5 separate regions of the Homo sapiens genome follow, and all the other regions are linked to region 5. Evidence: read pairs that join two places in POLR2A ChIA-PET (ENCODE). Cell type or tissue: CD4-positive, alpha-beta T cell. All regions are shown on one strand. Each heading gives the region's core, and the rest is flanking DNA. Links, peaks and the distances in the headings are about the cores only.

Region 1 (6,544 bases), core at 1,193-5,192, 74 kb before region 5:
TTAGGTCCAACAGAATCCAGCTTATCATGGACAGTTTCAGATGCATGGTTAGCTGGTGTCCCAAGGATAAGTGTTCAGTCTCTATCAGGATCCACTAACGTGCAAGTGCTATTTCTCAAATGGCATATAATTCTCTGCTGTGGATGTCATGGCCTTGTTCCAGAATCCCAGGTGCCTGCCTTGGGATTCTCCCTCTGGGGCTTGCCATGATCCCCATACTGCATTGTCCAACTATTGCCAGATAGAATGCCACAGGCTGTCAGATTGTAAGGTGCAAGTTGCAGGGTGTGATTGCGCCATGTACTGCAGTACTGCTGCAGTACTTCCTGCTCTAGGTCCCTTGAAGCATGCAGCTCTACATGTCACCTGATTTATGGTCCAGAGTAGTATTTTTGGTATGGAGTATGTTGCCTGTAGAAGTTAAATAGTCCTGCCAGATGCTATGCTTTCTTCTTTGCGGTAGGGGATGCAAGATACAGAAATTTGTCCTTTACTATGGAGGGGACACCTAGTGCAACTCTTACTGCTGAATCCCTTAAAAATTTCACAGGAGTGGCTGGTTCCTGAAATCTTAGCATGGTTTATCTCCAGTCCTCTGGAATGTGTACATCTTACCAAGGCCCCTAGAGCCACCACTTGTTCATCTGTTCAGAAGCATGATGTCAAAGTAATGGGTCCATGTGGTGTTCTCTGGGCTGTCCAGATGGTGCAGATTTCTTTGTACTATATTATGACTGAAAGCAAGAGTTAAAATAACCCTGGAGCAAAATGTAACTGAATATTTTTGTCCGTTCCACATGAATGTGAACTGTTTCTGATCTTCTTTTCAATTGGAATGGAAGAGAATGCATTCGCCAAATCAGTGCTCACATACTTTTCACCTGAAGGCTTACTAACGTTGATCTAGATGACACCAAATAGCAGCCAGAATCAGAGTTACTCCTCGGTTAAGCCTGTGGTAGTCTATAGTCATTCTTCAGGATCTTGCCAATTTCTTCAGGGGCTAGGCTAACAAATTAAATGAAAATATAACGGGAACTGCCTTCCCTGCATCCTTTAGTTCTTTAATAGTGGCACGCATCTCTTACACTATGAAACTGATTTTTATTTATCATCTTGGCTGAGTTGTGGGCAGCTTCAGAGGTTTCCATTTGGCCGTCCCCACTATAATAGTTATGCTTTACCGACCCGGGCCTAATGTTGGGGATAGTCCAACTATGCACTTGGCTGCTTGGGAAATCATCCACAGACCAAATGAACCACTGTGAGTCAGATTTCAGACAGAACTCCATTCATTACCTTGTCCCATTGTAACAGGCACTATGATGATATTTCAGGTTTCTGGGTATCAGTGTTAACTCACATCCCATATTCAACAGACCTTGAAATGTCTGGTTATTTCCTTTCCCCAGCATATGGTCACATGAGTAAATGCCCATAGGTACCTTTGGGGAAGAGCTGGAGGAATTGTCATGGCATACATTTGCCATGGCATTGTAAGATTCTTCCTCCTGGGGACCCATCACTTCAGCCAGTGGGTTCCAGATCTGCAAATTGACTTGAGTTTGAGAACTAAACAAGAAGTTGTGGCTTTTTACTGGGGGCAATCACCCATAGCTTCCTGCTCCTTTATTATTGCTCTTCGTGGGTTATGGATGTTAAGTAACATTCTTATTGGCTGCCTGTCTATTTTGCCTCTAAGGACATCATTCTCCATTAACCATCTCCACAACTCCCTGTGGCTCTAGTCCCGGTGGCTGTCTGACTAACCATGCCAGTTACTGTGGTAATTGTGACCTCCTAGCTTCTATTATTTGAGGGCTCCCATCATGCATTCCCATGGGTGTTAATGAGCCCAGCTTTGAGACTGCCTCACCTACCATCCTCTTTGGCATGCAGTGGACAGCCATCACTGGACTTCTTTGATGCAGGTGCCCCTCTCACCAGTGCTTTCTGGCAGTCTTGGTGAGTGGCGTGTAATCTGGGACATGTCATAGAACAAAATCCTCTAGCTGCATTACTTCTGGTCTTACCTAATATATCCATTCCTTCATGCTCATTTCCCTCAAACTCTTTATTTCTTCCTCTACCATATGTCAGGGGAATTTGGGCATTTCCATGTTGCTGAGAGTTGGGAGTCAATGAAAGATGAGAGAGCTGTCAGACAATGATGCAAGTCTGATCCTGTGTGGAGGAGAGGGGAAAAAGATTGGGTGGAAGTATGCCAGATATTTACTCAAAGTCAAGCAAAAGTTGGCCATTAGAGGCATCCTTTGTCTCCTAGGAGAAGGCCTGCCCTGCTGTCCTTGCCATACTCAGTCATCAGCTGGGAGCAGCCCATGGAAGCATGGCCTTCACACAAATGTGCAATGGATTTCAAAGTGAGGCAGCTGGGGTGCTTTGTGAATTAAGCTCCAAGTTGAGGTCTTTGAAGTGCATTCTCACAATTGCCAGAGTGTCCTTTACAGCAAAAAGAATTTTTTTTCTAGTCCGAGCTACAGCCTAGGATTACATGGTGACTTTGTCTTGTCTTTTTAATGTTCTTCAATCTAGAACAGTCTTTCCATTTGGGTTTGGGTTTAACGTTTTCTTTTCTTTTTACTTTGAGACAGGGTCTTGCTATATTGCCCAGGCTGGTCTTGAACTCCTGGCCTCAAGCAATCCTCCTGCCTCAAACTCCCAAGTAGCTTGGACTACAGGTGGGCACCATTGAACCCTCTAATGTTTCCTTATAGTTACTTTCTATTGTGCTGTTTTGTTTTGTTTTATTGGGTCAGGAATACATAAGAAATAAAAATTGTTCTTTTAGTGGCATGCAATTTAATTTGTCCTGTTACTAATGATGTTAACTTTGATCACTTGGTTGAGGTGATATATTCCAGGATTCTCTGGAAAATTAGTGTCTTTTTCCTTTGTAATAAATAGAGCATCTTGTGGGGATATGCTTTGAGACTCTGTAATTACCCTCAGTGTGCTAAAGATCTGAGGGGATATAGAGAGAAAATTCTGAGTCACACTTTCATTTCATGTAGCTGAAAAAGCAACTTAAACATTGGACTTGACTGAAATTAAGCTTGGACTTAACTGAGCTCCTTCAGGAAAAGCTTAATTACTTACTGAGACAGGAAAATCATCAGGACACTCTCGGATCTCAATGTGGGTACTGGGAGTGCCAGAGAACCAAGATTCTCCCTCCCACTCTCTCTGATGTGTGTGATTCATATGAACATTGATAAAGGATGTCTCATCCCTCCTTCAAGTAAACTTGTTCTGACAAAATTTCACCACACTTTGTCAAATGGCAAACATTGTTCCTAAGAAACATCATATACGTGTTTATGCAAATTTTGTTTTTTAAACTTTTTATCAAGAAAAGAAAAAAAGTGGAAAATATGTTTTTGCCTGAAAAGTGAATATTATAAACAAGTAGCTTGGGTTTGAAAGATAGTCTGTGGAAACACAGATAAGGCTCTATGCTAAGATGCTTGCTGCTATAATCCTCAGTCCCCTAGTAAAAGTTTCTGCAAAAAGCTTGGCCAGCCATGATGCCATTGAGCATTGACCCCCATAATCAATCTCCCTGTGACTCTCACGGAGAATGCTGAAGCAAATTTTCTGTAGTGAGGGATCTGTAGACCATGGCATGCAGCCTCCAGTCTCACTGTGCAGACTGAGGACAGTGACACAGGTCATTGACACACGGCTGACCTAGGCAGTGATTCTCCCTACACTAATACAGTGATTCTTTCTGTGAGAGACTGCCTGCCCTTAATAAGATAACATGCCCCTTTGGCCGGGCACAGTGGCTCACGCCTGTAATCCCAGCACTTTGGGAGGCCGAGGCGGGCGGAACATGAGGTCAGGAGACTGAGACCATCCTGGCTAACACAGTGAAACCCCGTCTCTACTAAAAATACAAAAAAAAAAAAAATAGCTGGGTGTGGTGGCGGGCACCTGTAGTCCCAGCTACTCAGGAGGCTGAGGCAGGAGAATGGCATGAACCTGGGAGGTAGAGCTTGCAGCGAGCCAAGATCGAGCCACTGCTCTCCAGCCTGGGTGACAAAGCGAGATTCTGCCTCAAAAAAAAAAAAAAAAAAAAGAATAACCTGCCCCTTTAACCTACCAACTCTCTTCTCCTCTTTAGTTTGTTGAAGCAAAAACAACGTAAATATTGCATTAACCAAGTGTGTGTATGAGAGAGAGAGAGAGAGGAGAGAGAGAGAAGAGAGAGAGAGAGAGAGAATGAGCAGTTATGGCTCTTGGCATTTTTTACTGGACAAGGCAAACCTAAAGATTTTACTTTTAAACTTGAATTAATGCTGAGAGTAAGTCACATCTGCCCTCACTTCCCTCCCACTCCACACAAACATGCATACCACTGGAAAGGCAACATTTTATCAAAGGCATTTGGCGTTTTTCCTCTCTTATGACCCTCTAGAAGCTTGAGAATGTGGGAGAGAAGGGCTGGAACCAGAAATGGAGAAGTAGTGCTGGAACAATAATGACCTGAAAGCCAGTGGAACTGAGGTCTCCTGCAGGAACTTTTGGGGAGGCCTGGATACTTTGGAGACCAATGGGTATGGATGGAAAGAAGAGCAGAAATGATTCAGCTCATAAAGCAGTGAAAAGGAATGATCTAAGTACATGAACAAATCTTTAAAGCAAAATGTTAAAGTGTGGGAGCAAGTTCTACAGAACACATACAATATGATACTTTTTTTTTTTTTTTTAAAGAGACAGGGTCTCACTCTATTGCCCATGCAGGGGTGCAGTGGCACAATCAGAGCTCATAGCATCCTTCAACTCCTGGGCTCAAGCCATCTTCCCACTTCAGCCTCCTGAGTAGCTGGGACTTCATAGGCAGGCACCACCACACCCAGCTAATTTAAAACAATTTTTTTGGCTGGGCGCGGGGGCTCACACCTGTAATTCCAGCACTTTGGAAAGCCGAGGCAGGCAGATCATGAGGTCAAGAGTTCGTAGACCAGCATGGCCAATATGGTGAAACCTTGTCTCTACTAAAAATACAAAAATCAGCTGGGCGTGGTGGGATGTGCCTGTAGTCCCAGCTACTTGGGAGGCCAAGGCAGGAGAATTGCTTGAACCCCGGAGGCCGACATTGCAGCAAGCCGAGATTGCGCCACTGCACTCCAGCCTGAGTGACACAGCAAGACTCCGTCTCAAACAAACAAACAAACAAACAAACAATTTTTTTTTTTTAGAGATAGGGTCTTGCTATGTTGCCCAGGCTGGTCTCAAACTCTGGGCCTCAAGCCGTCTTCCCTCTCAGCCTTCCAAAGTGCTGGAATTACAGTCGTGAGTAACTGCACCTGGCCAACATGATGCCATTTACATGCAGCTTAAACGCATATACATGTGTTGAATCAGTGTCATGTGTTGATGAGGGACATAAACACATTTACTAAAAGTATAAACAGTTGCATGGGAATTAGTAACTTTAAATTCATAAAATTGTACTGGCTATCAGGTGAGTAGGGGACAAGTGGAATGAGGGAATGAGACCAGCTGGGTACCCAAATATTGCTAATGTTATTGCTTAAGCTGTGTGGTGAATACACAGGTGTTCAATTTACTATTATTTCGCACTTTCCGTGTACTTTAGCTATTTGACAATACATTTAAAAATCGAAAACTTATCCCATAATCCCAGGCTCCAGAGGTGATAGTAGGTGGTGTTTTCCAGACCTTTCCCGCTGCCTTGATTTTCTGTTAACTGGCCACCATCCTTGTCTCCTCGCGCTGCCGGTCGCTGCAGAACCCCTGCGCGGAGGGACTGCCAGTTCCCAGGAAGGTGCAGGACAGCTGGAGCCTCTTCTTCTCTGGGCAGGGATTTAAATGTTCTTGGGTAGCCTCGCCAGAGACCTGTGCGGCCCTACAGTGACCTTCTTTCCAGCCACTTTCCCATGAGCTCAAAGCTTTGGATTCTGTCACTTGCAAAGGGTCAGGCCTGATCCCTTGCGGGTTCTTGAGAAGTGAGTAAGACTTCCAGCGCCCCGGCCCAGACTGCGACGACCCAGACTGCGACGACCCAGTCTGCGCCTGGCGCAGGCTCCATAGACGGCTTTTCTTCAGCTCTGTCCACTGAGACCTCGAGCCCTTGAGCAGAAGATGGGAGAGAGAGGGTCTTGCTGGGCGGGCTCCAGAAGTCCTCCTGGCTCTGGGCGCAGGAGTTGGAAGAGAAGAGATAGAGAAACATCTACTCACCAGAATTGTAAACTGGAAGAAGGGTAGAGGAAAGGTGCCTAGAGAGGGCAGCTGGAATCAGGATTGGGCTGAATATTTTAGGAGTCCCCAAGTGCTACTTCTATCCGCTGGGAGCACGGGTTCGAATCTGCCCCCAGGCAGCCCGCTCCTGGTTCTCTTGTCCCCCTGTGCTGCGGCGGGGCCCACTTCGGCCCTCGGGTTCCCCGCACAGGCCACACAGGGCAGCAGCGCGCGCCGTACCCACGGGCAGTTCGAGAGGGCCGCGCGTGGCGGAGCCAGGCCCTTCGCCAGCGCCCAGTACAAATTTAGTACTAGAATT
Region 2 (6,544 bases), core at 1,350-5,349, 170 kb after region 5:
TCCTCACCAGAATCCAATGATGCTGGTATCTTGATCTTGGACTTCCCAGGCTCCAGAACTGAGTAATAAATTTCTGTTATTTATAAGTCACCCAATTTATGGTATTTTGTTGTGGCAGGCCAAACAGACTAAGACAGTGTGCTTTAGTCTATGTATACATAATCCATTAGCTCTTTTCCTTTAAAATCTATTGGGATCACTGTTTTGCTATAGACGAAAACCTAAAGACTGTAGGTTTGTCAAGTGGCCTAGAGACAGTTGAGAGTAAAGTCCATCATAGGTAGTAATCACTACACTAGGAAAGGGCTATAAAGGGGTCAGAATATTCCTGTCCACTGCTAGACCACTATCACGCAGATACTCAGCTAAGGTTGTAGATACCACCTTTGTCTCTATAAATTTCTGATCATGTGTAAACAATAATAAAATTGAGGCCCCAGATCATTTGGACAATTGGGGTTACATCAAGAGAATTCATATGCAAATCATGGTGGTGACATACAGAGGAAAAAGAACCGTCTATTCCATATAACACTTAACAATTTACAGGGACCAGAGTAGATGTTCAATAAATGACACAACTCCTTGTGCACCAGAGTAGTCACCACTCCCCATGTGATTTGGGGACTCTGTGCTTTTGCATAGGTGTGCTCTGAGACTCTAATGTTTTCCTCCACCTTTGTCACCTGATAAACTCTCTATCATCCATCCCAGAACTCCCATATTTGTCCTTCACTCTCTGCTACTCCCACATAACTTTGTACCTATACTTGGCACTAATTTCACCATAGATCTAGGGAAATATTTAGAAACAAAGCAGTGAAGTGGCCAGAGCAGTTGTTTTCAAACTGCAGGAAATCAAGCGAGGACTCCCAATCATTTAAGACACCAGAAGGAAAAGCTTTGGTTCAGTTCCTACCTTAGACACTGAACCTCAGGGGGTTCAAAGCACGTTCCATGTTCTGGAATGCCCTCCTTGAAATTATCTAAACCATTTCCAGTGCCAGGTACCAATCAGCACCAGCAGTGTCATCCTGGCAGGGTGCCCCAGACTGGACAGAACTACTAGCATCCCTGTTCCTTCCATCTGGGAAACTCAATGGCCCTTCACCCAAGAAACCCTGGGACTTGTGGCTGTGGGGTTGTCCTAGGACCTCATGGCTAGGTCCTATTCCAGGAGAATAGCCTGGCAAGTGCATTGCTCTCACTATCTGGAGCAGGATTTCTTTCACAGGATCAAGTCAGATTGGATTGCCAGGATGGTGCTGATAATGCTGATTTGGGTTTATTCAAATTGTTTATATTGACAGAGGCTCACAAAAAAAAAATTTACTCGGGTAGAATTTATTACTGAAGTCATCTGGTCCATGGCCTTTCTTAGTTGGGTTTTAGATTACTGATTCCATCTCCTTACTAGACATAGGTCTATTCAGATTTTCTGTTTTTTCCTGACTCAGTGTTGGTAGGTGATGTGTTTCTAGGAATTTGTCCATTTCATCTAGGTTATTTGATTTGTTGGCATACAATTTTTTACAGTACACTCTTATAATCCTTTTGATTTCTATAAAATCAATAGTAATGTCTCTTCTTTCTTTTTTGATTTTAGTTGAGTTTTTTCTTTCATCAATCTAGCTAAAGGTTTGTCAATCTTGATCTTTTCAAAAAACCAACTCTTTATTTTTCATTAATTTTTTCCTACATATTTTGACTTTTTAGTATAGTCATTTTGACTAGATGAGATGGTATTTCATTGTGATTTCGCTTTGCAGCTCTCTGATGATTAGTGATGTTGACCTTTTAAATGTTTGTGAGCAGCTTGCATGTTTTCTTTTGAGAAGTTTCTGTTCATGCCCTTTGCACATTTTTTAAATGGAGTTGTTTGTTTTTTTCTTGATTCATTTAAGTTCTTTATAAAGTCTGGATATTAGTCTTTTGTTGGATGCATGACTTGCAAACATTTTCTCCCATTCTCTAGGTTGTCTGTTTACTCTGTTGAGACTTTTGCTGTGCAGACGCTGTTTAGTTAAGTCCCATTTGTCTATCTTTGATTTTGTGGCATTTGCTTTTGAGATCTTTATAATAATTTATTTGCCCAGGGCAATGTCTAGAAGAGTATATCCTAGATTTTCTTCTAGAACTTTTATAGTTCGTGGTCTTACATTTCAGTCTTAATTTTGAGTTAATTTTTGTATATGGTGAGAGACAGGGATCCAGTTTCATTCTTCTGCATATGGTTAGCTATTTATTGAATAGGGTGTCCTTTCTCCATTGGTTATTTTGGTGGACTTTATCAAAGATGAGTTGGTTGTAGGTGTGAAGCTTTATTTCAGGGGTCTTTATTCTGTTCCATTGGTCTACGTGTCTATTTTTGTATCAGTACTATGTTTTGGTTACTGTAGCCTTGAAGTATAGCTTGAAATGCAGTAATGTGGTGTAAGGCTCCCTATCCTGTTTTGTTCTTTTTGTTTAGGATTGCCTTGGCTATTCAGGCTCTTTTTTGGTTGCATACAAATTTTAAATCATTTTTTCTAATTCTGTGAAAAATGACATTGGTAATTTCATAGGAATAGCATTGAATCTGTAGATTGTTTTGGGGAGTGTGAACATTTTAATGATACTGATTCTTCCAACACATGAGCATGGAGTGCTTTTGCATTTGTTTGTGTCGTCTATGATTTCTTTCAGCAGTGTTTCATAGTTCTCCTCGTAAAGTTCTTTCACCTCCTTGATTAGCCCCTGCTCTCCAATTCTTCTTGCAGCCTCTGTAACTGGAGTCCTGTCCCCTTTCCTCCCAGCCCAACTTCCTGCACTGTCTGTATCAGGCCTTGCCCTGGATGAACCCTTTTGGCTCACCCACCATACACAGAAGGTGACAGAAATCACATCTCACCCTCAGATTGCTTAAGGAGGGTACGCATACCACTGGGAAACTTGGAACCCATGGGAGCTGCAGTTGAGCCACCTTATAGAGGACCGAGCACTTGTGGACTAGCCTGGGATCCTGGCCACCCGAGTCCAACACCTGCAGCCATGTAAAACTTTCCATGGTTCAAAACCTCAGGCTTCAGGCATACATCTGGAACACAATGCTAAAATTAAATAAATAAATAAATAAAAACGAGCTGAGGACTGAGCCGACCAAATCTCTAGGGCCTAAAACTCACTGGCCTCCCTTAAACCTTGGGTCTAGGTTTACAGGTTAGATGTTTCCACTGAAATCCTTTATACTTTTGACTATAGGGGAAATTCTATCAGACCTGAACTCATGATTTAGGCTATGTTGTTGGCTATCTTTAATGGGAATGGGGGTGGCATTCATATCTCCTTAGAGTTATGCCAGAACAACAGGTTAGTAAGAACTGCAACCCACAAGGGTGGGACAGGAGGCAGAAGAGCTACCTCCTGGGGAGCAAAAAGCATAGAGCGTGATTTGCCGTCTTCGGATACCACTTTGCATTTAGTTCGGAACAGCACTGCTTTCACCCTTTCCCTCTTCTAGATGATAAACCAGCAGCGCAAGAGGGTGCTTGGTTTTTCTTTCAGGATCTAGGGCGCAGTTCGTCAGTGCCTGGTCACATTTCACCTAAATAACCCATTCCCCAACTCCCTGAATGCTCAGGACTCCAGGAGGGTGGGCAACCCCCATCCGATGGACACCTGCCAAGTCTGGCCTGTCCATACAGCACTCCCCACTTCTCCAGCTCTGCACCAACACCTCACGGGCTTGAGCCACCGCGCCCGGCCGCCCTGCGGCTTTTTAAGGCGCTCCCCAGCCCACGCACGGGCGGAAGTTTTGTCATCTACAGCTTTCAAGTCCTCCATTGCTAAGTCTACAACAGCCTGCGGTTTTGACAGACATTGCTACAGAGACAGGAGCCAACTTTCCCAGAAGGGAGAGAAAGCAGCCTCGGGTCTCCCCGAGATCGGTGGGGTTGCTCTGGCAGCGCCCCACCTCGTCCCGGAGCCCACGGACCACCCCCCCCGGACCCCCGGAATAAGAAACGGAGGCTGGAAGGTTTGGCAGTGGAGCGGGACGAATTTATCTGCCAGCAATTCCCTGGAAACAGGATTCCTTGCAGGCGCTGTGCCAGCGCGGGCCCTTAAGCAACTGAAAGTTAAACGCCCACGTGAATAGCTCTGAGGGATCACGGAGAAGTTCTCGTTTCGTCTGTACCTATTTGTATTTTCTAAGGCGAAAAAAAAGTTATTTAAAGAAAAAGAGAACGAACCTGGCGAGGTCCATGTCTGCGCACTCTTCACCAAGTAGGGGGACCTGAGTTCTTTTCCACTTTCCTGCTCTCCGCGTCCGTGTGCGGCTAGCCCCTCGCTCAGCTGCATTTCTATCGGGCACTCGACTCCCCGGAAGTGGTGGCACCGCACGCGCTGTTATCGACTCTGCGCCTTTGGAAACGGTGTGTCTGCGAATCCAACGACGGGCGCGGTGACTCACGCCTGTAATCCCAGCACTTTGGGAGGCTGAGGAGGGTGGATCACCAGCTTAGGAGATAGAGACCATCCTGGCTAACATGGTGAAAACCCGTCTCTACTAAAAATACAAAAAAATTAGCCGGGCATGGTAGCGGGCGCCTGTAGTCCCAGCTACTCGGGAGGCTGAGGCAGGAGAATGGCGTGAACCCCGGAGGCGCAGCTTGCAGTGAGCCGAGATCGTGCCACTACGCTCCAGCCTGGGCGACAGAGCAAGACTCCGTCTCAAAAAAAAATTGACGAAGGACCAAACCCCTAAAGGGGTGACATTCCAGCTTGACTCGTATCCCAGAGCAGCCCTGCTGTCCCCTTGCTTGAAAGCGCAGTTGACGCCAGAAACCGGGGGAGAGCAGCTACTAATGCACAGGGGAGGAGGGAGGTGCGAGGAGCGGGTTGCTCTCAGAGAGACAGAGTTGAACAACTACCCCTTGCGGTGTAGGAAGTATCTTGCGGCCTTCTAGGCCAATTAGTTGGCTTCGAACAGTCCAGTGGCTCCTCTAACTGGATACAGCCCTCCTGTCACGTTGCTTTCGTGGGGCCCTTGTTATGGTAATTACGATAATACACGTTTCTCCAGCCCACACGTCTAAGAACTGTTGCGAGAACCCATACTTTTTGAAATGCACACAGGCCAAAATGACTCACTAACTGAGGAGTTCACCAGTCTGAATTGCCCTTTCTCCCTAGCTCCATCCCACTCCGGACTCAATTAAGGGCCTGCCGTTGGAAGTCCCATCTAGAATCTTAAGGTACAGGCAGAGTACTTCTTCACACTGAATGAGCACATGCATTGAAAGTATATAGCTGGCCGGGCGCGGTGGCTCAGGACTGTAATCCCAGCACTTTGGGAGGCAGAGGCGGGCGGATCACCTGAGGTCAGGAGTTTGAGACCAGCCTGGCCAACATGAAGAAATCCCGTCTCTACTAAAAATACAAAAATTAGCCGGGCGTGGTGGCACGCGCCTGTAATCCCAGCTACTCGGGAGGCTGAGGCAATAGAGTCTCTTGAACCGGGGAGGCGGAAGTTGCAGTGAGCCCAGATCCCGCCACTGCACTCCAGCCTAGGCGACAGAGCGAGACTTTGCCTCAAAAACAAAACAAAACAAAAGTACATAGCCGTGCTTTTCTTCATTTCATCTGATTCTCACGCCAGCTCTAAGGAAACAGCTTCACTGAAGTGAGGAAACTCTTCTTCAGTCACTGACTTACAAAATGGTAGTGCAGGGATTTTCCCAGACCACCAAGAAGGCATCCAAGAAGTAAGCAAAAAAGATTACGACGTCGTTCCTATACCGTGGCAGTGGCTCACGCCTATTATCCCAGCACTTTGAGCGGAGGAGACAGGAAGGTCGCTTGACCCCAGGACTTCAGGACTAGCCTGGCAATATAAGGAGACGTCATCTCTACAAATAATTTTTTAAAATAACCGGGCGTGGTGGCAGTGCACTTGTGGTCCCAGCTACTAAGGAGGCTATGGTGGGAGGATCACTTGAACTTGGGCTGTTGAGGCTGCAGTGAGCCGTGATCAGGCTACTGCACTCCAGCCTGAGCGACAGAGTGAAACCCTGTCCGTATATATATGTACATATATATATGTAAAATGAATGCAGCAATATACCCCCCAAAATTATATTAAGACCAACAGAGGTTTACTCTCGGTATCCAAGAGTGATTTAGATGTGAAAATCAATCGGCCTATTCACTGCATTAATGAAAAAAGGAACATCACATGATCATTTCAATAGATACCGAAAAAGCATTTGACTCTTGAAAGTTATCCTCAGAAAGAATACATATGACGTCTGCACTTATTCCATAGATCAAAACAAGTCACCTTGCCAAGCCTAATATCAATGGGGCAGAAAACTGTCATCTACTTCCGGAGAGGAACACCAACCTTGTGGAATATTATGACAGTTTATACAGCACAGCATCTTATGCTCCAAGTGGGACAAAAATCCCACAACCAGTCATGATTTTTAAAAAGAACCCTTAGCAAATTGGGAATAGAAAGAAATATCCGACATCCAGATCCTCACCACGAACACTTCCACCACCT
Region 3 (6,544 bases), core at 1,056-5,055, 220 kb after region 5:
TACCCTACCAACCAGAAAAACTCCAGGACCAGACAGATTCACAGCTGAATTCTACCAGAGGTATGAAGAGGAGCTGGTACCATTCCTTCTGAAGTTATTCTAAACAATAGAAAAAGAGGGAATCCTCCCTAACTCATTTTATGAGGCCAGCATCATCCTGATACCAAAACCTGGTAGAGATACAACAAAAAAAAGAAAATTTTTTTTGATGAACATCAATGCAAAAAATCCTCAAAAAAATACTGGCAAACCGAATCCAGCAGCACATCAAAAAGCTTATCCACCACAGTCAAGTCAGCTTCATCCCTGGGATGCAAGGCTGGTTGAACATACGCAAATCAATAAACGTAATCCATCACATAAACAGAACGAATGACAAAAGCCACATGATTATCTCAATAGATGCAGAAAAGGCCTTCAACAAAATTCAACACCCCTCCATGCTAAAAATTCTCAATAAACTAGGTATCGATGGAACGTACCTCAAAATAATAAGAGCTATTTATCACAAACCCACAGCCAGTATCATACTGAATGGGCAGAAGCTGGATACATTCCCTTTGAAAACCAGCACAAGACAAGGATGCCCCCTCTCACCACTCCTAGTCAACATAGTATTGGAAGTTCTGGCCAGGGAAATGAGGCAAGAGAAAGAAATAAAGGGTATTCAAGTAGGAAAAGAGGAAGTTGAATTGTCTCTGTTTGCAGATGACATGATTGTATATTTAGAAAACCCCACAGTCTCAGCCCAAAAATCTCCTTAAGCTTATAAGCAACTTCAGCAAAGTCTCAGGATACAAAATCAATGTGCTAAAATCACAAGCATTCCTATGCACCGATAACAGACAGACAGCCAAATCATGAGTGAACTCCCATTCACAATTGCTACAAAGAGAATAAAATACCTAGGAATACAACTTACAAGGGATGTGAAGGACCTCTTCAAGGAGAACTACAAACCACTGCTCAAGGAAATAAGAGAGGACACAAATAAATGGAAAAACATTCCATGCTCATGGATAGGAAGAATCAATATTGTGAAAATGGCCATACTGCCCAAAGTAATTTACAGATTCAATGCTATCCCCATCAAGCTACCAGTGACTTTATTCACAGAACTGGAAAAAACTACTTTAAACTTCATATAGAACCAAGCCTGCATAGCCAAGACAATCCTAAGCAAAAAGAACAAAGCTGGAGGCATCAAGCTACCCTACTTCAAACTATATTACAAGGCTACAATAACCAAAACAGCATGGTGCTGGTACCAAAACAGACATATAGACCAATGGAACAGAACAGAGGCCTCAGAAATAACACCACACATCCACAACCATTTGATCTGACAAACCTAACAAAAACAAGCAATGGGGAAAGGATTCCCTATTCAATAAATGGTGTTGGGAAAACTGGCTAGCCACATGCAGAAAACTGAAAGTGGACCCCTTCCTTATGCCTTATACAAAAATTAACTCAAGATGGATTAAAGACTTAAATGTAAGACCTAAAACCATAAAAATCCTAGAAGGAAACCTAGGCAATAACATCCAGGACATAGGCATTGGCAAAGACTTCATGACTAAAACACCAAAAGCAATGGCAACAAAAGCCAAAACTGACAAATGGGATCTAATTAAACTAAAGAGCTTCTGCACAGCAAAAGAAACTAACATCAGAGTGAACAGGCAATCTACAGCATGGGAAAAAATTTTTGCAATCTATCCATGTGACAAAGGGCTAATATCCAGAATCTACAAGGAACTTAAACAAATTCACAAGAAAAAAACAAACAACCCCATCAAAAAGTGGGCAAAGGATATGAACAGACAGTTCTCAAAAAGAAGACATTTATGCACCCAACAAACATATGAAAAAAAGCTCATCATCACTGGTCATTAGAGAAAAGCAAATCAAAACCACAATGAGATACCATCTCATGCCAGTTAGAATGGCGATCATTAAAAAGTCAGGAAACAACAGATGCTGGAGAGGATGTGGAGAAATAGGAATGCTTTTACACTGTTGATGGGAGTGTAAATTAGTTCCACCATTGTGGAAGACAGTGTGGCAATTCCTCAAGGATCTGGAACCAGAAATACCATTTGACCCAGCAATCCCATTACTGGGTATATACCCAAAGGATTATAAATTATTCTGCTATAAAGACACATACACACATATGTTTATTGTGGCACTATTCACAATAGCAAAGACTTGGAACCAACCCAAATGTCCATCAATGATAGACTGGATAAAGAAAATGTGGCACATATACACCATGGAATACTATGCAGCCATTAAAAAGGATGAGTGCATTGCTTTGCAGGGACATGGATGAAGCTGGAAACCATCATTCTCAGCAAACTAACACAAGAACAGAAAACCAAATACCACATGTTCTCTCTCATAAGTGGGAGTTGAACAATGAGAACACACGGACACATAAAGGGGAACATCACACACTGGGGCATATCTGGGGGTGGGGGGCTAGGGGAGGGACAACATTAGGAGAAATACCTAATGTGGGTGACGGGTTGGTGGGTGCAGCAAACCACCATGGCATGTGAATACCTATGTAACAAACCTGCACATTCTGCACATGTACCCCAGAACTTAAAGTATAATAAGAAAAGAACTTGTCCATATAACAAAATACCACCTGTTCCCCTAAAACTATTGAAATAATAAAAATAATAATAGTAAATAAAAAATAAAATAGATTAGAAAAGAAAAAAGTTGAAGAGATGGAAGCTCAGAAACATTAATTAACTTTCTCAAAGTCACTCAAACCCATACTGAAAGAGAAACCCATACTCTTCCGACTAACATTATAACCTCATAAACGTCATCTGTCACGTCTTTTGGTACCCTGGCTAGCCTCCTGGGTGACTGCTTTGTCTTTTTTTTTTTTTTTTTTTTGAGATCGAGACCATCCTGGCCAACATGGTGAAACCCCGTCTCTACGAAAAATACAAAAAATTAGTCAGGCGTGGTGGCAGGCACCTGTAGTCCTAGCTACTCGGGAGGCTGAGGCAGGAGAATCACTTGAACCCGGGAGGCGGAGGTTGCAGTGAGCCAAGATTGTGCCACTGCACTCCAGTCTGGTGACAGAGTGAGACTCTGTCAGAAAAAAAAAGAGAAAGAAAGGAAGGAAGGAAGGAAGGAAGGAAGGAAGGAAGGAAGGAAGGAAGGAAGGAAGGAAGGAAGGAAGGGAAGGGAAGGGAAGAAAGAAAGAAAGAAAGAAAGAAAGAAAGAAAGAAAGAAAGAAAGAAAGAAAGAAAGAAAGAAAGAAAGAAAAGAAAAGAAAAGAAAAGAAAAGAAAAGAAAGAAAGAAAGAAAGAGAAAGGGAGAGAAGTTAAACTTTTGGACTATACATTCTTATGTAGATAGTGGGGGAAATGAAGATGGCCAAGGGACGTGGTAAATCTGACAAATGGAGTAAAAGGAACATCAATGATTCTTAGTCTTTTTTATTTCAAAGAACTTGTATTTGGGAGTGGTTGTGCAAATCAATAAAACTTAACTGTGCTATGGTGAGAAGGGGGCTCCTAAGACTCTCAGAATTGTGCCACAACCTGCACAATCACTTTTTTCTTTTGCTTGACTATGCATTCGTGCATGCCGTGAAAACATTTCGTTATTTGATTCAGTAGCGCAGGAAACATTCAATGAAAGCTCACACTAAACACAGTCCTGTCAGAGATACTAAGAATCTGTCTGCTGGGGACATATGGTTTAGGTCACAACAAATTGCCATAACGTGGCTTAAACATATGTGAAGAAAAATCCATAGCCCCAAATGCCTATATTGGTTAAAGAGAAAGATAAAAGTAGAGTGAATTTACAGAACTTAGAAAAAGAACTAGATCACAAAGGAACACAAAATAAAGGGAATAATAAATGTAAGGGCAGGAGGAAATTGAAAAATTAAAAAACAATTTATTTGATTAATTAACAAGATTAAAAGTTTTGTTTTTCCTTGTTTTGCTTTTTTGTCTGGTTTTCCATCTTTTTAGACAACCCACTAGCACTTTTATTTTTTTCACTAGCATCTTTATTATTTTAAAGAAATGAACAAATAAAATGGTGGTTGATGCAGGTGTGAAAAGGAAATAGACTTCTGAGCAGGAAATTATGTAGAAGGCCAGATCTTTCATGATCTTACTCATATGTCTGATACGTGCCTTGTAATAAAGCTTACAACTGTCTTCTTCTGTATTTTATGACCATTAAAACAACCTTGTCAGATTATTTATACAAAGTGCCATTTGTGACATACAAGCTTTAAAGTTTTAATGTTTATTCCTATGGACATGTTCTTTCAAGTATAGCATGCCATTGGTTTCCATGGATAAAATTTTCATATTGGCAACTCTCTTCTTTTATTATATTTACTTATTTATTTATTTATTTTTGAGATGGAGTTTCACTCTTGTTGCCCAGGCTGGAGTGCAGTGGCGCGATCTCGGTTCACTGCAACCTCCATCTCGCAGGTTCAAGTGAGTCTCCTGCCTCAGCCTCCCAAGTAGCTGGAATTACAGGTTCCTGCCACCACGCCTGGCTAACTTTTTAAATTTTTTTTATTTTTATTTTTTTAATAGAGATGGGGTTTCATCGTGTTGGCCAGGATGGTCGTGAAATCCTGACCTCAGGTGATCCACCCACCTCGGCCTCCCAAAGTGCTGGGATTATAGGTGTGAGCCACCCAGCCCGGCCTGACAACTCTCTTCTACATCTAAAAGTGCAAATTATTTTGTATGAAATAGAAACCTCAAGAACTGCTAATCTTTTCTTCTCCCTTTAAGACCCAAAGAAAAAAATCAATACACAGAAAACTCTAGTAGATTTCTTCCTCTAAAATCATACCTGAGAAAGATTTGGTTCCATCAAAATATGTATTAAGAAATTTGAAAACATAAATGAATGGTTTTTAAAAATAGGCACAGGCCGCGCACAGTGGCTCACGCCTGTAATCCTTTGGGAGGCCGAGGCGAGTGGATCACCTGAGGTCAGGAGTTTGAGACCAGCCTGGCCAACATAGCGAAACCCCGACTCTACTAAAAATACAAAAATTAGCTGGGCGTGGTGGCACATGCCTCTTATGCCAGCTACTTGGGAGGCTGAGGAAGGAGAATTGCTTGGACCTGGGAGTTGGAGGTTGCAGTGAGCCGAGATTGCACCACTGCACTCCAGCCTGTGCAAAAGGGAGTGAGACTCCATCTCAAAAAAAAAAAAAAAGGCACAAAAGCAAAGCTTGTTTAATAAAAAATTGATAGTGCAGATAAATCAATAACAGAATAAAAAGCCTGAGGGACGTTATCAAGAAAAATTTTATAAAGTACCTGGCTCCGTTGGGATTACTGGAAAACTTTTTTTAAAACTTCAAAATCAGGCCAGGCACCGTGGCTCTCACCTATAATCCTTACACTTTGGGAGGCCAAGGCAGGCATATCACTTGAGGCCAGGAGTTCAAGACCAGCCTGGCTAACACAGTGAAATCCTCACCCCTACTGAAAATACAAAAATTAGCCAGGCATGATGGCAGGTGCCTGTAATCCCAGCTACTCAGGAGGCTGAGGCAGGAGAATCACTAGAACCCAGGAGGCAGAGGTTGCAGTGAACAAAAATCATTCCACTGCACTCCAGCCTGGTGAGACCCTGTCTCAAAAACAAAAACAAACCAAAAGACAAAAACAAAAAAACTTCAAAATCATATAATTATCACATTATTAAATATATATTGTTTGACACACAAAAAATGGCAGGCTACAACATTCAGTTTTATATACTTTATAAACAATATTATGGTGATCAATAATATTTTCAGCCTTATCTCTTATCATCTTAATAATATTACATTGTTTTACAATTTGTAAACATCAAATAAACAGAATTTTATATTCTGCTTTTATCACATAACACCTCTACAACCCTTTCAAGTTGTTATGCTTTTAGTTATATGTTACATTTCATCAAGAAGATGCTTAACACAATGTTGTATGTAGAAACTATTTTTAAAAGATGCATATTAATGAACTAGGTACTTCTCAATTGTTGAAATTGCTCTCAATTCATACTTAACCATAAATAATAGTCATAAATCATTTACTCAACAAATATTTATTGGAAATCTATTATTTGCCTAGCACTGTGCTAAATCCAGAAAAGACAGTGGTGAACAAAACAAACCTGGTCCCTGTTCTTGAGGAGGTTGACAGTAAACAAGTGACTCCTATGGACAAAAGTTTAGAATGTCAGGGGAGCTTAGAATGGAAACACTGCCCTCACCTGGCAGTTGGAGAGGGAATGGGTTCAGAGAAGGATTTCCAGAAAAAGTAACATTTGAGTTAAGATCTGAAGAATGCAAATGAGGTGAAGAGTTAATTTGGTGAAGAAGGGGGGGAAGAATTTTCTAGACAGAAGTAAGAAGGAGTATGTCAAGTTCAAAAGACTGACAGCACAGAGCTGGAAGGATAGAGGCAGGAGATGAGGTTGGAACCATGCTCAGGTGTCCAGCTGTGCATTGTCTGGTAAGCCACTTTAA
Region 4 (5,192 bases), core at 1-4,000, 99 kb before region 5:
CCAATACACCTCAATAACAAGACAGTAGATTTCACTGCGGTTCATAACCATGAAAGATTTCAGAGGAAACAGCCACACAATGAGCCACGTTTCTGGGTTCTGCGCAAGTAGGTGAGTATTGTGTCTTGGGTGCAAACAGGTTCCGGAGATTATTCGCTAGGGGTTGCATTCCCCATGGTTGCCTGTGTATGAGCAAGTGTGTTGGAAATCTTTGTAGGGCAACAACATGGGATGGGGTTGGCTAGCCCATAAAGCTCAGTGTATCCCATCTCAAAAATCAACTAGGTCTGGCGCAGTGGCTTGTGCCTGTAATCCCAGCACTTTGGAAGGTGGAGGTAGGAGGATCGCTTGAGCCTGGGAGGTTGAGGCTGCAGTGAGCCCTGATCATGCCATTACACTTCAGCCTGGGTGACAGAGTGAGACCCCGTCTCAATCAATCAATCAACAATCAATAATCAATTAGACTCCTCTTGGGTACCAGTTCCCAGAGATTGAGGTCTGTGTGAAAAGAGATTTCCTTTCCATCCATTGCTTGGGGATGCGGGAACTAGAAAGGAACCCTCTAGGGCAGGGTCTGGGGCAGGGGGCCTGGAAGGTGGGCTGAGGATATTGGAAGCAGAGGGGTCTGGGAAGGGAAAGTATTGGGACTGTTCGGGATTGGTTTTATTGTTCATATGGAGTTCCTTGGTAGCTGAAGTGCCTGGGATACAAATGCCAAGATACCTACCCGCCCACCCAAAGAGTGGTAGTCTGCCTTCTTCCATTTGTACCTCTTGGAAATCCACCACCAAGCTTGGAGAATTCACCCTAACAAATTGTAAGTATTACCAGGTTTTCATGTAAGGATCTTGTGGTAGTGTGGATAGCTGTGATTGGCATGTGAGTCATAGCCAGTCACAGCTACCAATTACACTGAGGTTGGAACACCATTTTTACTTTCTGTACAACACGAGAAGCCTTGAAAATAAAATCTTAACCTTAAAAAAATAGTAGGCTGGGCACAGTGGCTCACGCTTATAATCTCAGCACTTTAGAAGGCTGAGGTGGGCAGATCGCTTGAACTCAGGAGTTCAAGATTAGCCTGGGCAACACAGTGAAACCCCGTTTCTACAAAAAAATACAAAAAATTAGCTGGACGTGATGGCATGCACCTGTGGTCCCAGCTACTTGGGAAGCTGAGGTGGTGGGATCTCTTGAGCCCAAGCAATTGAAGCTGCAGTGAGCTGTGAATGCACCACTGCACTCCAGCCTGGGCAACAGAGGAGACCCTGTCTAAAAAGAAAAAAAAAAAAAGTAATAGAGGCTGTAGGAAAGAACAGAGGAACAACAGCTACTTGGTGGGGCTGGGGCTACTAGCAGGTGGCAGTTAGTTGGTGAGTGTTGGGTGGGCCAAGGGTCTGATTTCTCATAATATCTAGGGATGGGGTGAAAATTCCTGCTGCCAGGCCAGAGGGGATGGTCAGCTCCAAGACAAGGAAGCAGTGTCCAGGTAAGAAATCTTCATTTCAATGGATCACAAACTCCTAAACTCTTAACAATTGAACAGAAGCATAGGTTTTATAATCTCTGTGCATGTGGGAAAACAGGAAAGAGCTCTTCCTCTCTCTTCTGGCTCGACAAAATAAATTCTTACGCGTATATCCCTTCCAGGAAAAAGCATTCATTTCAATGTCATCAGAACAGCACAACTTAGAGTTAAACAAGCCTTCAGGATGACAGACTTGGTAGCAGTTAGTGATTACTTTCATAGGACACAATAATATTCTCTGAAGTCTAGATGTTTTATACAGTTTTCCTTTGCTAGACATAACATTTGGAAAGACAATTTCAAGAAGCGAAATCATACCTACTTTTCTGCAGCTATAAAGGGTCGGAGAGACATTATCTACTTATCTTGCTGAGTTGGTTGTTTTCCCCACCAGATATGTAATTTTCAGAGCTAAGCACTGAAGTTTCACTAGTTATTTTGGAGAGAGCAAGTGCCAGACCCCAGAGTTCAAAACTTAGAAGATGCAAAGAAAAGGTCAGGATAGGATTATTATTATGTGGACTATAGATCTTGTGTTTCAGATCCACAGGAGTGGCATGAATATGGGTCTATGAAATGCTGATTCTATCAGATAATCTGCGGGGGGTTTTTCCTCCAATTATATGGGGGAAAAAAGCTGTGTAAGAAGAGATACATTGTCCACTACTTTCCAGATAGTTCTCAGATTTTTATAAGTTTTAAAAATCAAGTGGTACATGCACATAATATTGGAAGTGAAATAGTTTGACAGGGCTTAGTATAACACCAGCAGTCTCCTGCTCCTGCCCCCATCTTGTTCCTAGGGGCCATCACTTTGATGTTTCTTTTGGTACTTAGCTCTAAATGGTGCCATTTTGAGGTTTAACTAGATATTATCTATTTCCGGAAGATTTAGCTCAATTATACTCCCTCCCTATTTTGCTCTCCCCACATCCTGCCAAGATGATTTTATCACTGTTTTCGGTTAGAACAATATTCGATGTTCACCTTGTTATGAGCCTCTCTAGTCACAGTTGTGCTAGGTGATGTACTATGGGTGCATTTCATTTCTCATACAACTTTCTGCTTTCCTCAGGATTCATATCATCTTACTTTTTCTTTGTTTCATAACTTTTTTTTTTTGGTTAATCAAGTACATGAAGTCTACCATCAACTTTGTATCCTCAGGAGAAGGTCCCCCGAGCCTTCTGCCCTTGGATCCTGACTGGGGGCTCTCTGGGCCCACCCTCAGCTGTCATCCTGGACTCCCTGTCACATGTATCCAGAGGGCTCTTTTCCCAGGGTGGATCCTTGTTTCCTTGATGGAGCTGCTTGCAGGATATAGCATGGGAACAGGGTCAGGGCAGGGCTTGGGGGTGCCAAAGCCTCCCTGATTCACAGAAAAGTTGCATAGGGTACAGGGTTTTATAACTGTTTTGATGATTGGTACGGATTTCCTCTTTTCACAGACTAGATATTAGTCAGGGCTGCTTGTCACTCACAGATGTTTTTCTGATTTCAAAGATGATGTGTCCTTTGCCAATCCTGCGATTAACACAAGGGTAAGGAAACTCCAAGCCCCCTCTGCCCTTCAGTCTGGTTGTTCCAAACAAGTAGTCATTGAATTTTCTGCCCAGGGTCTACAAACCACCCAATACAGACAACCCCGTGTTCTGCTGACTGTGCCCAACATCTGTAGTGGCAGGTTTTCCCTCCTGGTGTCCTCGACCTCCACTGCATGAGGCAGCCTTAGCTCTTCTTCCCACATAATGAGGGCTGAGGTTTAGGTGTCTCATTTCTTATTTTTCATTTGGGGTATTGCAAAAAAGGGAACAGAGATGTCTTTGGTGTGACATCTTAAAAGTCTCCTATTACTACTATAATAAATGTAAAAATAAATGTAAAAAAAGATTCAGTAAAAATAAGTATAAAAAAAGTCCACTATTATTTAATTACCACTCTGCCAAAAAAAATTCTAGGGGAAAAAAAGTCCAGATGAAACATGTCACAATGCTAACAGTCTTTGGACAATAAATAAATCTATGTCCTTCCCTGCCCCTATTTCTAAAGATTTTTTTCCAGATTTCCCAAAATGTCAAGATTGACAGTGTATGTTAACCAATGGGAGAAAATAAAACAAACTTGAAAATTGTAAGGAGCTCTGAGTTTTTAAAACCTTTTCATTTTGAAGCAATTTAGACTTGTAGAAAAGTTATAAAAATAGTACAGTTCCAAACGCCTAGGCTTAAGCCATCCTCCTGCCTCAGCCTCCGAGGTAGCCGGGAATACAGGTATGTACCACTGTGTCCGGCGTCTCTGGACTTCTTTGATACCACTTTTATGTCTCACAGGTGCTTGATTTTCTTTTACTCTTACCATTCTAGCCATTCACTCAGTCTTCTTTGCAGGCTACTTTGCAATGTACATTTAATTTACCTCTTCCTTGATGGGGGCATTCCTCAGCCTTTGTTCTGAATGGGATGTTTTCAGAGTCTTCTACAGTATCTCTGGGTGATCTCTTCCATCCTGTTGCTCCAAGCTGATCGTGCCTGGATTTGTATCTCCATCGTAGGCCTGTTTCTTGAACTCTAGACTTATATTATTTAAGTCTCCATGTTCCTCGTCTACCAAATCCAGTTGATCACAGTGTACTGTTCATTTTATTTCCTAAATCTCTCCCAAATTTACCCAAGCCTCTCCTTCCCCACTGCCACTGCTCTAGTCCAGACCATCTCTCAACTGCTTGGCTGCAACGATCCTCTAATGGTCTCTCTGCCTTTAGTCTTCCCTCCCCACATCCTTCCTCTATTCTGAGTTAATAATACACCATCTAAAAGTGTAGACTGGACCATGTCTCTTTCTTACCTAAAAACTTTCATAAAGGCATAAACATGACCTTGGGAACCTGTTGGTCCGAAAAATAACTCAATTTAAACCAAGGAAAGAGAACTTCATCTTGAAGCAGTGTGTTTTCTGGATATTGTTAGATCTTTGAGGACAGAATCATGCTTGGCATACAGTGGCTAGTCAATAAATTGCTGTTGAATGAATTAATGAGTGAATGAGAAAATGGTTGTTTAATATCTCCTAAGATTATTGCCATTAAGTTAATAATTATTTGCCAAACAATTATGATATACAGGGCTCTATGGTGGGTTCTTCAGGGAATACAAAGTTGCTCTTTTCATGAACCTTACAGTTCACTGAGCACCTGTTATGTGCCAGATAATGTGGTAATGATGGGGATACAGTGTTATACAATATATACAGGATCCCTGACCTCATGAAGTTTTTTATTTAGTAGTGGAGACACCCACAAAAATTACATAATTACTTAATTAGAGTTTTTATAACTGCTATTAATAAAAAGCACAGAAATCTATAAGAACACTTTATAGTGGGACCCTAATCTAGCATGAGGGTTGGGGATAGTGGAGATGGAGAAGGGCAGGGTAGGGGTATAAGATATATATACATAAGTATAGCAAAAGAACATGCTAAGTTCCATAAGAGAACCACAGCAAAGCAATAATGAGATTTAGAGAAGGGAGAATCATGCTGAACAAATAATGTGTCCAAGACCCAAAGGAACTATTCTTTAATGATGAATCTCTGGGTATGCAGTAAAGGTATGCAGCAAAGGCACAGTGAAAGTTGATTATACAAATTGGGTAATTTTTGTCAT
Region 5 (6,544 bases), core at 983-4,982:
TATCCCAGAACTTAAAGTATAATAAAATAAATAAATATATAATAAATAAATAAATAAATAAAAAGCAAGACTCAATGATCTGTTGCCTATAAGAAACATGTTTCACCCATACAGATACACATAGGCCGAAAATAAAGGGATGGAAAAAGATATTCTATGCTAATGGAAACCAAAAAAGAGCAGGAGTAGCTATACTTGTGTCAGACAAAATAGATTACAAGACAAAACTTTTGGCCAGGTGCAGTGGCTCATGTTTATAATTCCAGAACTTTCAGAGGCCTAGATGGGCAGATTGCTTGAGCCCAGGAGTTTGAGACCAGCCTGGGCAACATGGCAAAACCTCATCTCTATTTAAAATAGAAAAACCACTCAGGTATGGTGGTGCATGCCTGTAGTCCCAGCTAGTCAGGAGGCTGAGGTGGGAGGATCACTTGAGCCTGAGAAACAGAGGTTTCAGTGAGCCAAGATCACACCGGTGCACTCCAGCCTGGGTGAAAGAGCAAGACCCTGTCTCAAAAAAAATTAACTTTTTGTTGTTTTTATTCATCTTATTGTACTGACTATGTCTTGAAAAGTTGGTTTTTACTATATTTGTTTATCATTTAATCTTTCTATTTAAGATAAGAGTAGTTTACACGGCACAGTTACAGTGCTATACTATTCTGTGTTTTTCTGTGTACTTTCTATTGCCAATGAGATTTGTACCTTCAGATTATTTTTTCTCATTCATTAATGTCTTTATTTCTGATTGAAGTACTGCCTTTCACATCTCTTGTAGGACTGGTCTGGCGTTTATGAAATCCCTGTTTCTGTATGTCTCGGAAAGTCTTATTTCTCCTTCATGTTTGAAGGATTTTTCACCTGATATACTATTCTAGGGTGGGTGTTTTTTTCCTTCAGCACTTTAAATATGTCATGCCAGCTCTCTCCTGGCCTGTAAGGTTGAAATGTCTGCTGCCACACTTATTGGGATTCCATTGCATATTATTTTTTTCTTTTCTTTTGCTGCTTTTGGGAGCTTTTCTTTAACCTTGAGCTTTGGAAATTTGATTATTACGTGCCTTGAAGTAGTCTTCTTTAGGTTAAATCTGCTTTGTGTTCTATAACCTTCTTGTAATTGGATATTGATTTCTTTCTCTGGGTTTGGGATGTTCTCTGTTATTATCCCTTTGAATAAACTTTTTACCCCTATCTCTTTCTCTAGCTCCTCTTTGTCCAATTTCCACTCTGTGCCTTTTAAGTGGAACATTTAGACCATTTACATTCAACGTTAATATTTATATGTGAGGTTTTTAATCCTGTTGTGATGTTGTTAGCTGGTTTCTTTGTAGTCCCGATTTGTGTAGTTGCTTTATAAGGTCTGTGAACTATGTATAATACTTAAGTGTGCTTTTGTGGTAGCAGGCATCATTCTTTCATTTCCATATTTAAAACTCTCTTAGGATATCTCGTAATGCTAGTCTAGTGGTAAAAAATAAGGTCCTTTAACAATTGCTTGCCTGGAAAATATTTTATTTCTTCTTTGTTTATGAAGCTTAGTTTGGGAAGACATCAAATTCCTGGTTGGACTTCCTTTTATTTGAGAATACTGAAAATAAGTACTCAATCTCTTCTCATTTGTAAGGTTTCTGCTGAGAAGTCCATTGTTAGCCTAATGGGGTTCCCTTGTAAGTGATCTGACATTTTTCTCTAGGTGTCGTTTAACATTTTTTCTTTAGTATTGACTTTGGATACTCTGGTGACTATGTGCCTTGGTGACATTTGTCTTGTATAGTATCTTGCAGGTGTTCTCCAGGTTTATTGTGTTTGGATGTCTACCTCTCTAACAAGATTAGGAAAACATTTTTGAATTATTCCTTCAAATAAGTTTTCCAGCTGTTTACTTTTTCTTCTTCTCTCAGGAATTCCAATCTTTTGTAGATTTGGTTGCTTAACATAATCCTATGTTTCTAAAAAATTTTACTCATTTTTAAACAATTCTTTATTTCTGTGTGACTGAGTTAGTTAGAAATATTGGTCTTCATGCTCTGAAATTCTTCCTTGTGCTTGATCTAGTCTGTTGATAGAGATTTCAATAGTATTTTGAAATTCTGTAAGTGAGTTTTTCAATTTCTGAAGATCTGATAAGTTTTAAAAAGATGCTTATCTCTTCCTTCATTTTCTGGATTGCTTTAGTAGTTTCCTTGCGTCGATTTTCAGCCTTGTCTTGGATCTCGTTGAGCTGCCTTGCAATCCATGCTTTGAATTCTCTGTCATTTCTGAGCTTCCTTTTTTGTTAGGGTCCATTGGTGGAGAGCTAGTGTAATCTTTTGGTGGTGTCACAACATTCAGATTTTTCATGGTGCTGGAATTCTTACACTGTTTCCTTCTTATCTGGAGAGGCTAGCACTTCTAATTTTTGTAATTAATTTAATGTGGAAAGAATTTTTTTTCTTTGCCTTTCTCCCCCACCCCATCTCTAGCAGGGTATAGCTACAGAGTATGTTGAGTAGGGCCTTCTGGCTTTGCTTCTGTAACCCTATGCACTTCTGTTGGCAGGTTTTACACTGGGCTGTGATATTTGATCTACAGGCCAGTAGATGGCGCTTAAGGGTAATTGTCAGCTGCGGCACAAGCAGAGGAGTATGTAACTGATCTTTGTTTACTGTGAAGTTCTCTCTATTGTCTCAGGAGGTGGGCTGGGCAGTGGAGAGCCCCCTACCCTAAGCTTTCCTGTTCTTGGAGGGTAGCTGGAGCCCCTAGCTTGCCTAAGAAGGCCCCAGTAGTGAGTGCAGGCACCAGCCCTGATGACAGTGGGTGGGTGGCTCCCGGTGAAATGCGCTGAGGTGTCTTTGGGGTGAGGAGGTTAGGGGGCTGTACTGGCTCCCCATCCTACATAGGCAGGAACATGATCTGTTTGCCTATCACACCCCTGTTCTGGGCGGGGTTGGTGACTCCTAGTTCAGACACACATAGCCAATCTCTGGACCCCTACGTGGTTGAGAGCCACAGGAAACTGTTTTGTGAGTCTCCGTGGGAGTGGTTTGGGGGCAAAACTTTGTAACTCAGCCCAATAGAGATAGCTTTGTGGCTCCTCTGTTTTCTGATGTGGTAGCACTGCTGCTTCATGTGAAGGGTGGGGCGGGGAGAGCTCCACCCCAAACCCTTACATGGTTGGTTATGGTGGTGTCCGCTGATTGGGTCCACCTGACCTCGGCCCCGGTGGAAGTTATCGGGTGGCAGCAGAGTTGGAATGGGATAGGTAGTTCCCCGTTTCCAGGACCCCAGACGGCCTGCTGGGACAGTGTATATGAGTCCGGAATGGGCTGGACCAGGGTCAGGCTAGCCCAGACTTCAGGTACGGGCTGTGATGACGAGGAGTGGGCTAGTCTCCCGGGTCGGTCACCGCTGAACTCTCAGGTGAGGGCAGGCAGAGCACTTGGGCGGTGGAATCCCAAGGAAGATCAAAAGCTTGGGGGGTTGGGTTTTCAGAAGGGCTCTGGGCTGCAGCTGAAAATGTTTACATGGGGCAGGGTGGCTGTGCTGTGGGTCTTTCACCGGGGAGGGCAGGACCCCTCAGCTGGGGCAGTGGGGACGGGGCACTCTTGCACTTCCCTCCCACGCAAGCAATGCTGGATTTCACTGCTGCGGGCACACAAAGGTGCAAAGCCTCCTCTTCCCACGCTGGCCTGGGGGTGGTAGGGATGGAGCCAAAAAGCTTGTTGCTGGCCTCAGGGAATTGGGCTCTCAAAGGAACCGAGCCATGGCCATAATTTCAGGAAGGGGCAGGAAGGCCGTTGTGGGCCGGAAGCCAGCGAGCCCGATTTGGCAGGGGACAGCAGACGCGGGGAGTCCTCGGTTACACAGTCTCCTCCTTCTTATCTCAGCTGAGACATCAGTGCTGAAGGCACAGGAAGGTGTCCAGCCTCCTTGTTCCCTCCCAGACCCGGGGGCAACAGGGGTGGAGGGGGAGGCAAAGGCAACAGAGATCGAAAAGGGCCTGTCAGCTACCTCAATGAGTCCTGCACGCAGAGGAACACCAAGTCTCCACCGCGGTGTTCGGGCAGGAATGGGGCGGGTGCACTGGGTGCCAGAAGGTGGTGAGCCTCATAGTGTATGCAGAGAGTTGCCCGGTGTGTGCAGTCTGTCCATTGTTCCTCCGTATCTTGGCTGTGACATCCATGCTGGAGGTACACACAAATGTGTCCAGTCTTCTTGTTCCCTCCTTGGCCTGAGGGCAGCAAAAGCGGAGGCAGCGGCAGTGGCGACTGTGGAGGGCTTGTCAGTTACCTCTGGGGAACTTGATCCCCATTACAAGCCATTACGAGCCACAGTGTTCAGGCGGGGTCAGGGCAGCTGTGCTAGGAGCCCAGGCCTGGGACCCTGTCTGGTGAGGAGCAGTGGGGATGGAGATGTTGTGCAGTGTGCAGTTTGGCCTCTCCTCAGCACCACAGCTGCACCACAACCTAGGGTTGTGCAGAAGAGGCTGGTCCCACTTGTTGGCAGGGCTGCATGGGGATCAAAGGCCCAGGGGTTCCACGTGGGCTTGAGTGTGCCTCTGCATAGACCCTCTGTAGGTCTGGAGGCCTACACAGTGGGGTGGGGGTTGGTCAAGGGACTCTCCCATACCCTGAATTGCAAAGACCTAAGTGTAGATTCCCCAGGGACTCTTTCTCTGCCTTAGGGAGCTTCTCCCTGCTCCAGCTCTGCCTCTCTCTCTGTTCTCTGTGGGTCCCATCACTTCCTTGAAGAAAATCCTAGCATGATCTCAGCCTATTCACTTGTAGAGTTAGTATTTACTCACTACTTTGTGTTCCTCTCTGAGAGAGAGGCAGGCACTAGCTGCTTCTACTCAGTCATCTTGAACCGGAACCTGATACTCTTCTTTTTTTTCTTTTGAGGCAGGGTCTTGCTCTGTAACCCAGGCTGGAGTGCAGTGGTGTGACCTCAGCTCACTGCAGCCTCAACTTCCCAGGCTCAAATGATCTTCCCACCCCAGCCTCCTGAGTAGCTGAGACTACAGGCACACATCACCATCCCCAGCTAATTTTTGTATTTGTTGTAGAGACAAGGTCTCCCTACGTTGCCCAGGCTGGGCTCATGTTTCCCAGGCTGGGCTGCAACTCCTGGGCTCAAGCGATTCACCCACCTCAGCCTCCCAAGTTGCTGGGATTACAGGGAGGGGCCGATACTCTTTTTCTGATAAATGACTCAGTCTTTTTGTGTGGCTGCCAATGGAATCTGTTTTTACATTCCGACAAGTATATTTTGGGTTATGTCCCAGTGTTGACTACTCAGTGTTAAGCTTCTCAGACACACGGTAGGCCTCTATGATATATAGATTCAGGTGCTCTTTTAGTTTGAACACATTTTATTCCATTATCATTCTAAATATTTGCTCCATTCTACTGCTTTATTTTACTCTTTGACAGGTTCCAATTATATATACACTGAAAATCCATTGACTATCTTCTCGTTAATCTGTTTTTTTCATTTCTTAAAAAATAGTCTTTTATTTTTTAGAGCAATCTTAGATTCCCAGCAAAATTGAGGGGAAGTACAGAGTTCCAGTACACACCCCACCCAGCACATGCAGACTCTACCCCCAACCCTCTGCTTCTTAATCAACATCTTTACCAGAGTGGTACATTTGTTACAATTGATGAACCTACATCGACATATCATTATCACCCAAAGCCCATACTTTACATTAGGTTTCTCTCTCAGTGTTGTACCTTCTATGGATTTGGACAGATTATTTTTTAAATTTCATTTCAATAGCTTGTTGGGGAACTATTGTGGTTTTTGTTTACATAGATAAGTTCTTTAGTGGTCATTTCTGAGTTATTGGTGCAGCTGTCATCCGGGCAGTGTTCACTGTACCCAATGTGGAGCCTTTTATCCCTCACCACCCCTATTCTTCCCCCTAAGTCCCCAAATTCCATTGTAACATTCTTGTGCCTTTGTGTCCTAATAGCTTAGTTCCCACTTATAAGTGAGAACGTATGATATTTGGTTTTTCATTCTTGAATTATTGCACTTAGAATAATGGTCTCCAACTCCATCCAGGTTGCTGCAAAGGCCATTATTTTGTTCCTTTTTCTGGCTGAGTCATATTCCATGGTATGTGTATTTTATTTATATATATATATATATATATACACACACACACACATACACACACATATATATATGTGTATATATATGCCAACATCTACTTTTTTTACTTTTAAATTATGGCCATTCTTGCAGGAATAAGAATGGTAAGGTGGTATCACATTGTGGTTTTGATTTGCATTTCCCTGGTCATTAGTGATGTTGAGCATTTTTTTCATATGTTTGTTGGCCATTGTATATCTTCTTTTGAGAATTGCCTATTTATGCCCTTTGCCCACTTTTTGATGGGATATATATATATATATATATACACACACACACACATACACACACATATATACATATATATGCATATATATGTGTATATATACTTATATATACATGTATATATATACATATAAAGAAAATGTGGTATATATATATATATATATATACCACATTTTCTTTA

What was found. Peaks named below come from ENCODE experiments on the same cell type or tissue, not always from the same donor. Only the 100,000 strongest peaks of a DNase experiment are listed, where the experiment ranks them.
Region 1: POLR2A ChIA-PET joins it to region 5 with 11 read pairs; 10 of 35 experiments call an interaction of 5 or more read pairs at or near these places.
Region 2: POLR2A ChIA-PET joins it to region 5 with 60 read pairs; 9 of 35 experiments call an interaction of 5 or more read pairs at or near these places.
Region 3: POLR2A ChIA-PET joins it to region 5 with 12 read pairs; 9 of 35 experiments call an interaction of 5 or more read pairs at or near these places.
Region 4: POLR2A ChIA-PET joins it to region 5 with 29 read pairs; 5 of 35 experiments call an interaction of 5 or more read pairs at or near these places.

Annotation. Positions count from the first base shown.
Region 1 is chr17:35,235,793-35,242,336 of GRCh38, forward strand. It overlaps LOC105371932, which reads right to left. Exons shown (of 4, transcript XM_047437262.1): 4 at 4,251-6,178. The coding sequence ends at 5,731. Among named protein-coding and RNA genes, the nearest start is that of SLFN5, 4.0 kb to the right of the region's middle. In CD4-positive, alpha-beta T cell, for the core only: no CTCF peak of the experiment used is centred there; no DNase peak of the experiment used is centred there; H3K4me3 peaks cover 2,375 bases; H3K27ac peaks cover 3,162 bases.
Region 2 is chr17:35,483,497-35,490,040 of GRCh38, forward strand. The region is part of intron 2 of SLFN12L (schlafen family member 12 like); the gene reads right to left. It also overlaps the pseudogene E2F3P1. Among named protein-coding and RNA genes, the nearest start is that of SLFN13, 38 kb to the left of the region's middle. RefSeq lists an enhancer at 3,680-3,959 and a silencer at 6,474-6,544. In CD4-positive, alpha-beta T cell, for the core only: no CTCF peak of the experiment used is centred there; DNase peaks (open chromatin) are centred at 3,795, 4,395 and 4,905; H3K4me3 peaks cover 2,164 bases; H3K27ac peaks cover 1,510 bases.
Region 3 is chr17:35,527,219-35,533,762 of GRCh38, forward strand. All of the region lies in intron 1 of SLFN12L (schlafen family member 12 like), which reads right to left. Among named protein-coding and RNA genes, the nearest start is that of SLFN12L, 7.2 kb to the right of the region's middle. In CD4-positive, alpha-beta T cell, for the core only: no CTCF peak of the experiment used is centred there; DNase peaks (open chromatin) are centred at 2,863, 3,643 and 4,133; H3K4me3 peaks cover 968 bases; H3K27ac peaks cover 1,466 bases.
Region 4 is chr17:35,211,968-35,217,159 of GRCh38, forward strand. No RefSeq gene overlaps it. Among named protein-coding and RNA genes, the nearest start is that of SLC35G3, 20 kb to the left of the region's middle. In CD4-positive, alpha-beta T cell, for the core only: no CTCF peak of the experiment used is centred there; DNase peaks (open chromatin) are centred at 2,394 and 2,984; H3K4me3 peaks cover 2,219 bases; H3K27ac peaks cover 3,305 bases.
Region 5 is chr17:35,310,308-35,316,851 of GRCh38, forward strand. No RefSeq gene overlaps it. Among named protein-coding and RNA genes, the nearest start is that of SLFN11, 60 kb to the right of the region's middle. RefSeq lists enhancers at 1,380-1,881, 3,060-3,719, 4,381-5,039. In CD4-positive, alpha-beta T cell, for the core only: a CTCF peak has its summit at 2,598 (motif pointing right); DNase peaks (open chromatin) are centred at 2,594, 2,984 and 3,944; H3K4me3 peaks cover 1,922 bases; H3K27ac peaks cover 1,510 bases.